2 separate regions of the Homo sapiens genome follow, and region 1 is linked to region 2. The links are chromatin contacts, found by Hi-C or POLR2A ChIA-PET in ENCODE. All regions are on one chromosome and are shown on one strand. The core of a region is the stretch at or near the end of the contact, and the rest is flanking DNA. Distances in the headings are between cores, read along the strand shown.

Region 1 (4,882 bases), core at 1,179-3,678, 2.0 Mb after region 2:
AGCTCCAATGTTTTCCCAGTGTGGCTGGCAGACTCCAGGGCCAACCCCTGGCCTGGATCCCACAAAGTGTTGGGAGAGGCCTCCCATGGGGCCTGCATGTCTTAGATAAGACACCTAGAGCACCAGGCCCCCAGCCAGCCTCCTCCAGACTGTGGGGAGCCCGTAAGCCAGGAGGCCTGGCTCAGAATGTGCTGGAGACATTCTGGGCCAAGCGAGGATCCCAGCAGCACCCACAAAGGGTAATCCCCACCCACCCTTGGAGAGATGGGGCTGGGCGGGGGAGGGTTGGTGGAGGTCTCCCGACTCCCAGGCAGTGCTCTGCCCCTTACAGAGGACTGCTCAGCCATTCAACAGAAATATATGGAATGAGGCCAAGAACGGCGTTCACACCTGTAATCCCAGCACTTTGAGGAGCTGGGATGGGAGGATCACTTGAGCTCAGTTTGTGGCCAGCCTGGGCAACATAGCAAGACATTGTCTCCATTAAAAATACAAAAAATTAGGCCAGGCACAGTGGCTCACTCCTGTAATCCCAGCACTTTGGGAGGCTGAGGCAGGTGGATCATCTGAGGTCAGGAGTTCGGGACCAGCTTGGCCAAGATGGCGAAGCCCAGGTGTGATGGCGAGTGCCTGTAATCCCAGCTACTTGGGAGGCTGAGGCAGGAGAATTGCTGGAGCCCAGGAAGTGGAGGTTGCAGTGAGCTGAGATCATGCCACTGCACTCCAACCTGGGTGACAGAGAGAGACTCCATCTCAAAAAAAAAAAACTTAGCCAGGCATATTGGCACGTGCCTGTACTCAGGACACTGAGGTAGAAGGATCACTTGTGCCCAAGAGGTTGAGGCTGCAGTGAGCTATGATCGCGCCACTGCACTACTGTCTGGGTGAGAGACTCTTCTCAAAAAAGAAAAAAGAAAAAAGAAATGTATGGAGCAGCCAGGTGCAGGGGACGTGGCCATAAATCCAACCACCAGCTGGAAGGTATGGAACACCACCAAAAACAGCAGGGAAGGGTTGGGTGGAGACCAGGGGAAGCTTTAGAGACACAGGCAGGACATTTCAACAATAAAGGAGGCAGATGCTTTCTGGGGAAAAATGGGCCGGGTGTTGCATGGAGGTTGGGGTGATGCCCACAGGTTCACCCTGGCCAAGGTTGCCTGGGGTCTGAACATCCCGAAGTTCTGGGTTGGGCCACACTTTCCTTAGCAACCACCCAAGCCAAGAGGCCTTTTGCCTGGATCCCCAAGGAGGAGACTCCAGGTCCTCCCCAAGGAGGGAGGACCCAGGTGCCCTCCAAGTGGCAGATGCCAGGCATAGAGGTAGAGGTGGAGGTGGAGGAGCACTGGGCTGATTCCTCCTGTGCCAGCCTCCCCACGCCTAGCGGGTCACAGTTGACAGGAGAGCTGCCCTCTGCAGCCGCAGCCTCCACATGTCCACACAGACTCAAGCCTCCAGCCTCACCATGGTCAACTTTTGAGAAACTGGGGAGAGGAGGTGGCCTGGGGGGAAGGGAAGGTGGCTCTAGGCCAGCCCAGGAGTGACAGCAGCAGAGTGGACTTTGAAACCCCATGGAGCAGGCTCCTTCCGGCGGCAGCGTTGTGGGACGGTGGCCAAGACTAGTTTGCATTTCCCCATCTGTGAAATGGGGCAAACAGCACTGACACCGCAAAGTGTGAGGTCCCCAGCACAGCTTGCAGGGTCAGTGGGAGCCTGGCCTTGATGGGAGCCTGGCCCACTGAGCATTGGGAGGATGCCCCCGTGTCATCCGGGTTCTGTTCCTTGTTGCTAAACGTGCAAAACCCTCTGACATAGTGACATCGCACACACACACACGTTCAGTCGCAGTCAGTGACATCGCCCATTCACATACTCCCGTACACACACACACACCCCATCACACGTTTCCATGCCCGCCCTTCACACCCACGGTCACACTCACACACACATTCACTCTCAAGCCATTCACACGCTCGCTCACACACTCACACTCAGCGGCACACACGCTCACAACCACGGGTCCCTCCAGCAGCCAAGGCCCCACGGCGGCCAGGGCAGGGCCCAGGTGCCCCCGGGTGCTGGGCTCTGGCGCGCCCCCCGGGCAGGAGGGCTGGGTCCCCGCTGCAGACTGCCAGGGCGTAAGTAGCGGTCACCACGTAGCTCGCCCAGGCCCTTGTGGGGTGGGGTGGGGCGCGGCGGGCTGGGCGGGCGAAGTGGGTGCGGCCGGGTGCGGCCCGGGTCCCGCGTCACCTCCCGCAGGCCAGCCCGCCCCCTCGCCGCCGGGTCCCAGTCCCTCGCGACGCCCCGCGGCCCCGGCGCCCCCTCCCCGCCTACCGTGCTGAGCTGGGCCCCCATGGTGGCCCCGCGCCGCGCTCGCTCTGTCGCCGCCGCCGCCGCCGCCGAGACCGTCGCGCCCGGGCCCGCGTCACTCCGGAGCAGGGGCGGGGCCGAGGGGCCAGGCGGGCGCGCGGGGCGGGGCGGGCGCGGGGGCGGGGACCGGGTCGCTCCGCCTGCTTCTGCCGGGGATGGAGACTGGGAACTGGGGATGCGGCCCTCTGCGCTCCGAGCTCTCCCGCCGCTGTGCTGCCCCGCGCGGGACGGTGGCCTCTCTGGGCCTCGTTCGCCGCCATAAAGGAAGCAAGATGGCGCCCCCCGGATGGGAGCGAGAATAAGAGGCGGAATCTTCCCCCGGCCTCCGAGACTGCAGGGGCCGGTCCTGCCTGGCCTGGCCTGGGCCTGTGCCTGCAGCTGCTCAGCGCGGCCCTTCCCCGGGCCTTTGAATTTGTAGTTCCCTGGGCAGCACTGTTCCCAGCTGCCTCGGGCCGGGTTAAATGCTGCGGTCTCAGCACGGCCCGCCCGGAGCCTCCTCGCCGGCGGCGCCTCCGCTCCCCACGCCATTGTCCCACTGTGGAGTGATCTTTGTCCCACTTAGCTGAAGGCCTCCTGCGTGTTTCCCCCACTCCCACCCCATCCCAGTGGACTGTGCGCTCCCGGAGGGCAAGGCCCTATCTGGTTTGAAGTCCCGTACATCCCCAGAGCCTAGCCACACAGAGCCTAGCATATAGTAGGTGCTCAATAAATACCTTTTTTTTTTTTTTTTTTTTTGGTAAAGCAGGGTCTCACTCTTGCCCAGACTGGAATGCAGGAGCCTGATCACAGCTCACTTTAGCCTCAACCTCCCAGGCTCAAGTGTTCCTCCTGCCTCAACCTCCTGAGTAGCTGGGCACATGCCACCACGTCCGGCTAATTGTTTTTTTTTTTGAGACGCAGTTTCGCTCTTGTTGCCCAGGCTGGTATGCATTGACGCGATCTCGGCTCACCGCAAACTCCGCCTCCAGGGTTCAACAGATCCTCCTGCCTCAGCCTCCCGAAATTACAGGCATGTGCCACCACATCTGGCTAACCAGCTAATCTTTTTTTTTTTTTTTTTTTTTTTTTTTTTGAGACAGAGTCTCGCCCTGTCCCCCAGGCTGGAATGCAGTGGCGCCATTTCGGCTCAATGCAAGCTCCGCCTCCAGGGTTCACGCCATTCTCAGCCTCCCGAGTAGCTGGCACTACAGGCACCCCACCGCGCCCGGCTAATTTTTTGTATTTTCAGTAGGGACGGGGTTTCACCGTGTTAGCGAGGATGGTCTCGATCTCCTGACCTCGTGATCCGCCCGCCTCGGCCTCCCAAAGTGCTGGGATTACAGGCGTGAGCCACCGCGCCCGGCCTAATTTTGTATTTTTAGTAGAGACGGTGTTTCAACATGTTGGTGAGGCTGGTCTCGAACTTCCGACCTCAGGTGATCCACCTGCCTCGGCTTCCCAAAGTGCCGGGATTACAGGTGGGAACTACCGCGCCCGGCCATTTTTGCATTTTTTTGTAGAGACGGGTTTCACTATGTTGCCCAGGCTGGTCCGGAACTCCTGGGTTCAAGCCATCCTCCCACCTTGGCCTCCCAAAGTGCTGGGATTATAAGCGTGAGCCACGATGAGCAGCCTAAATACTTGTTGAATGGATGAATTTGACAGACAGTGGGCACCTTCTCTGTGTAGGCTCATGCTGGGCCTTAGCGTCATTCTCTTGCCTTGCTCTCCTGGTAGGGTCTTGGACCCAGATGTGAGCTCCTGGTGCTCTGAGGGGATGGGGTGGGCTGTGTGTTCAGGCAACGTGGCACAGACCAGGCAGAGAAAGGGAGAAGCGCCTTGCTGGCAGGGCCTGGAGGTGGAGACAGGTGAACAGAGGCCTGATGGGCAAGGTTAGAGGGGCTGATACAGCCGAGCTGGGGTGTGATGTGACGTTGGGGAGGCAATGTGGAGCCCCGGGTGGAAAGAACTGGAATGTCAAGGAGAATGGGGAGCCCTGCAGGATCTAGGTAGCTGAGGGAGTGACTCACTGGGTTTATTTACCCAGAGAAGAGATCTCGCTCTGATGCCCAGGCTGGAGTGTAGTGATGCAGTCACAGCTCACTGCAGCTCAAGCCATCCTCCCACCACAGCCTCCCGGAGCACTGGGATTACAGGCATGAGCCACCATGCCCGTCTGCCTACCCACCCACCTGACCTACTGTTTTTTTTGTTTGTTTGGTTGGTTGGTTGGTTTTTCTTTTTTGAGACGGAGTCTTGCTCTGTTGCCAGGCTCACTGCAATCGCGGCTCACTGCAACCTCCGGGGTTCAAGCGATTCTCCTGCCTCAGCTTCCCTAGTGGCTGGGACTACAGGTGCGTGCCACCATGCCCAGCTAATTATTATTATTATTATTATATTTTTTGAGACGGAGTTTCGTTCTTGTTGCCCAGGCTGGAGTGCAATGGTGCGATCTCGGCTCGCCGCAACCTCCGCCTCTCAGGTTCAAGTGATTCTCCTACCTTAGCCTCCCGAGTAGCGAGGATTACAGGCATGC
Region 2 (4,625 bases), core at 130-2,629:
GCCAAATTCACTCTTGTATTTCTATAATTAATTCTTTTTTTTTTTTTTTTGAGATGGAGTCTCGCTCTTGTCGCTCAGGCTGGATTGCAGTGGCGGGATCTTGGCTCACTGCAACCTCCGTCTCCCGGATTCAAGCAATTCTCCTGCCTCTATAATTAATTCTTTAACACAAATGTAAAACTTTAAGCCTCACTCTGCTAATCATGAGCAGCCAGTTGTCCTTCTGTCCATTTCCATCCTTCTTTGCACCTTGCTGAAAACATGTGCTGATTTCATTCTGTCACCTATCCACTGGCCACCACTTCTGATTCTGCTGCTGCTGCTGAAAGGGGCAAATCCAATGACAGGAACCTTCAGCGAACCACTGAAGACTGATCTTCCTCCTTCCAACCTGTTAATTCATACTCTGAGAAAAGTTACTCCCCCATCCTTTCCCTCTCTATTTCTCTTCATGGAGAATCTCTCCAAAAGTATTTTCCAGGACTTGATCAACTCCGTCTTCAGCACATCCTGTGCTTTCCTATTTCTTCTTAAGTCTTTGTTCTGATTAGTTTTTTTGTCTAGAATGTCCTCTTTTATCTTCATCTATTCAAATCCCAGCTGACATCCCACTTCCTCCAGGAAGCCCTCCCATATTCCTCCAACGTAGGTGGATCTTTTCTTTCTCTGACAATCTGTAGCTCCTATTGTAACAAGCAGAATGCTAAAGCATTCCAAGTGCATTATCTTATTTCACATGAGGAAACTGAAGCTTAGAGAGGTTAAGTAACTTGCTCAATATCACACAGCTTAAAACTAGCAAAGCTAGGATACGGATATTAAAATTAAGATCCTGGGGCCGGGTGCAGTGGCTCACGCCTGTAATCCCAGCACTTTGGGAGGCTGAGGCAGGTGGATCACTTGAGTCCAGGAGTTTGAGACCAGCCTGGCCAACACGGTGAAATGCCATCTCTCCTAAAAATACAAAAATTAGCCAGGTGTGGTGGTGCATGCCTGTAATCCCAGCTACTCGGGAGGCTGAGGCAGGAAAATCGCTTGAACCTGGGAGATGGAGCCTGTTAGTGAGCTAAGATCGCACCACTGCACTCCAACCTGGGTGATGGAATAAGACTCTGTCTCAATAAATAAATAAATAAATAAATAAATAAATAAGATCCTGGGTGTAATTCAATAAACATTTGTTGGCTACATACAAGGAACTAGAGGAAATATAAAAAGGTGAAATAGATCAGCTTTGCCACAATCAAGAACAGGGTCCATGAAATGATGCTAACACGAACAATGCTGAAAGGATAGTAGAATGAGGTCTGGTCTAGGAAGGGAGTGTTCCTGTCTGGTGGAGAACCCACTGAGGCAACACATGAAAGAGCTTATGTTTGACAGGCAGTAATGAGGTGGGGCACTCCAACTTAGGAAACACTGTGAGTAATAACGTGGAGGAAGGAAAACAGAGGACATGTTTGAGCAAGGGAGTCACCTGGGTTGTTTGAGAGATAAGGTTTGAAAGTTTGCTGAGGCCTTGTTGTAAAAAGAACGCCATGGTAAAGGAGGCATTACGTTCTGGAAAACAGAATCCAGACTGTCTTAAGATTCACCTGGTAGTTTGTCAGTTGGAATGGAAGGAGAGTGAAGTGGGGCTGGAAAGATAAATTAAACCACTACTGTTATCCAGCCAGGAGGAAATAAAGACCCACAAGAGGGGAACAATCAGCATGGAGTTTTTTCCCCTCTACCCTGTAAACACTTTCCATATCTCTGTCCCCTAGACATTATAGCATCCTTGAGAAAGGGCAATAATTTAAAAAAAAAATATGCCCATAACCTTTAAACTGCTAACAATTTCTTCAAATGTAGTAAGCACTCAGCAAATATCTTTGGAAGTGAATTAAATGTATAAGTGAGGTGTTAAAATGCTAGGGCTCTGTGACCAAGCAAGGTGGCCCATACCTGTAATGCCAGCATTTTGGGAGGCCGAAGTGGGAGGATGGCTTGAACCCAGGAGTTCAAGACCAGCCTGAGCAACATAGCAAGACCCCATCTCTATTATATTAAAGTTTTTTTAAATACTGGGGCTCAATCGGGTGCAGTGGCTCACACTTGTAATCTCACCTCTTTGGGAGGCCAAGGTGGCATATCACTTGAGGCCAAGAGTTGGAGCCCAGCTTGGCCAACATGATGAAACCCTGTTTCTACTAAAAACACAAAAATTAGCCGAGCATGGTGGTGAGTGTCTGTAATCCCAGCTACTCAGGTGGATGAGGCAGGAGACTCACTTGAACCCTGGAGGCAGAGGTTGTTGCAGTGAGCTGAGATAGTGTCACTGCACTCCAGCCTGGGTGACAGAGTGAGACTCCGTCTAAAAAACAAACAAACAAAAAAAGCTAGGGCTCTGTTTACATAGTTTTATTGGGTCATCCCTGGGATTGCAAACACCTAGTATATCACTTGATCACAAAACTGAGCTAGTTTTTATTCAGCACCTACTGTGTACATCATCATCTCATTGAATTCTTCCATGAACACTTCATAGAAGGTACCAGCCTTATGTCCATTTCACAGATGATGAAAACTGAGGGTCAAGCAGGTAGAGGGACCAACAGTCCAGTTTGCAGGAACTGAAGGGTCAAGATGCAGGACTTTTACTGACCAGGGGAAACTAGGAAGCTTGGTATCCCTACCCAGCGACCTTGATTTGCATCACACATGCCAAAGTTTAAACACAAGTTTGATTAACTCAAACCCCCGTGGGATTTTATTCTGGCTTTCTGATCATTGCAGCCAATATAAATGTCTTCTTTGGGTACTTTCAGGATACAATCCAAACATAACCTCGAATCTAGCTCATGTAGTCGGGGCCTACTTGAGACTGAAGTACTTGACAGGCAGAGAACTCAAAATGGATGGGTTTTCTTCAGCAAGAAAAGGAATCCAGGCTGGGGAATATTCCTGGAGGACGTCCTTAGGAACGGTTCGATTATCAGTTGTTCTTTGACGCCCCCTGGTGGTTGAGAACTGTAACCCCGTTTTTGCCCCCTGGAGTAGAGAAGAGGCCGCGCTGGTAAACAACCAAGAGGTGGAACTGAACTGAAAGTTCTTATTGCTTGTGGAACAAAAAGATTTTGTTTTAAAAACAAAAACTTGGCCGGGCGCGGTGGCTCACGCCTGTAATCCCAGCACTTTGGGAGGCCGAGGCGGGCGGATCACGAGGTCAGGAGATCGAGACCATCCTGGCTAACATGCTGAAACCCCGTCTCTACTAAAAATACAAAAAATTAGCTGGGCGTGGTGTTGTGCGCCTGTAGTTCCAGCTACTCAGGAGGCTGAGGCAGGAGAATGGCGTGAACCCAGGACGCGGAGCTTGCAGTGAGCCGAGATCACGCCACTGCACTCGAGCACTCCAGCCTGGGCGACAGAGCTCGACTCTGTCTCAAAAAAAATAACAACAACAACAACAAAAAAACTTGCAAAGATTTTTTTTTTCTTAAATAAAAGCTTGCCATGATGTTATAGCCTAGGGTGAGGAGAATCAGACACAAAATTTAAGTGGATGCCAAAAACTTAGCAATTAAGAAAAATAATACAATATTTCAAAAAATCAAAATTAGGCCAGGCGCGGTGGCTCAAGCCTGTAATCCCAGCCTGGCCAACATGGTGAAACCCTGTCTCTACTACAAATACAAAAATTAGATGGGTGTGGTGGCGGGCGCCTGTAATCCTAGCTACTCTGGAGGCTGAGGCATGAGAATCACTTGAACCCCGGAGGCGGAGGTTGCAGTGAGCCGAGATCACACCACTTGCACTCCAGCCTGGGCAATAGAGCGAAACTTAGTCTCAAAAAAAAAAAAAAACAAAAAAAAACAAATGTAGGCTTGGAGCTGCCGGTGGCCATCTAGCTGTCAGAAGGCAAGAAGAGATTTGAAAATAAGGCCCAGGCCAGGCGCGGTGGCTCACACCTGTAATCCCAGCACTTTGAGAGGCCGAGGCCGGCGGATAACCTGAGGTCAGGAGTTCCAGACCAGACTGGCCAACATGGTGAAACCCCGTCTCTACTAAAAATACAAAAATTAGCCAGGCATGGTGGCAGGCACCTGTAATCCCAGCTACTTGGGAGGCTGAGGCTGGAGAATTGCTTGAACCCGGGAGGCAGAGGTTGCAGTGGGCCGAGATCGTGCCAAGAGTGAAACTCCCTCTCAAAAAAAAAAAAAGAAAGAAAGAAAAGAAGGCCATGTCTACAGCCATATCACCCTGAACACACCGGATCTCATCTGAAAATGAAACCAAATAACAACAAGGAGCAATGAAGGGTATAGAAGAGACAGGGGCAGAGTCCCCATGATATGATTCAAACCCCTGGATGGAGCAGCGCCTGAAGTCCTTAGCATATGGGGCAAATCACAAAGTTGGGTGGGGAGGTGATAAAGACTCCAGCAATTATGTGGAACTCTGCACTTTGAGTTGGTGGAACAAGTTATACTGATTTCTCTCCTTACCAAAATGCTACCTGATTAGAACAGCATTCTGAAGTCATTCTTTTTTTTTTGGAGATGGAGTCACCAAGGCTGGAGTGCAGTGGTGCGATCTTGGCTCACCACAACCTCTGCCTCCCCAGTTCAAGCGATTCTCCT

Evidence for each region. Hi-C counts contacts between places; a loop is a spot of excess contacts on that map. ChIA-PET counts read pairs that join two places held with the same protein, here RNA polymerase II (POLR2A).
Region 1: a map of breast epithelium shows a loop between it and region 2 (30-fold over the local background). The contact joins the promoter of CYB5R3 here to the enhancer-like site in region 2. A Hi-C loop is called at or near these places in 1 of 168 maps with a recorded cell type or tissue (breast epithelium). POLR2A ChIA-PET finds 5 or more read pairs at or near these places in 1 of 52 experiments (activated B cell).

What each region holds. Positions count from the first base shown.
Region 1 is chr22:42,646,964-42,651,845 of GRCh38, forward strand. CYB5R3 (cytochrome b5 reductase 3) reads right to left here and starts at 2,429. Exons shown (of 9, transcript NM_000398.7): 1 at 2,332-2,429. The coding sequence starts at 2,352. RefSeq lists silencers at 1,940-2,289, 2,310-2,499, 2,810-2,909 and an enhancer at 2,604-3,417.
Region 2 is chr22:40,643,417-40,648,041 of GRCh38, forward strand. No RefSeq gene overlaps it. Among named protein-coding and RNA genes, the nearest start is that of MRTFA, 9.0 kb to the left of the region's middle. Within about 2 kb of position 1,380, at least 6 of the 41 ENCODE cell types and tissues checked have a DNase peak (open chromatin) inside an H3K27ac peak, as active enhancers do.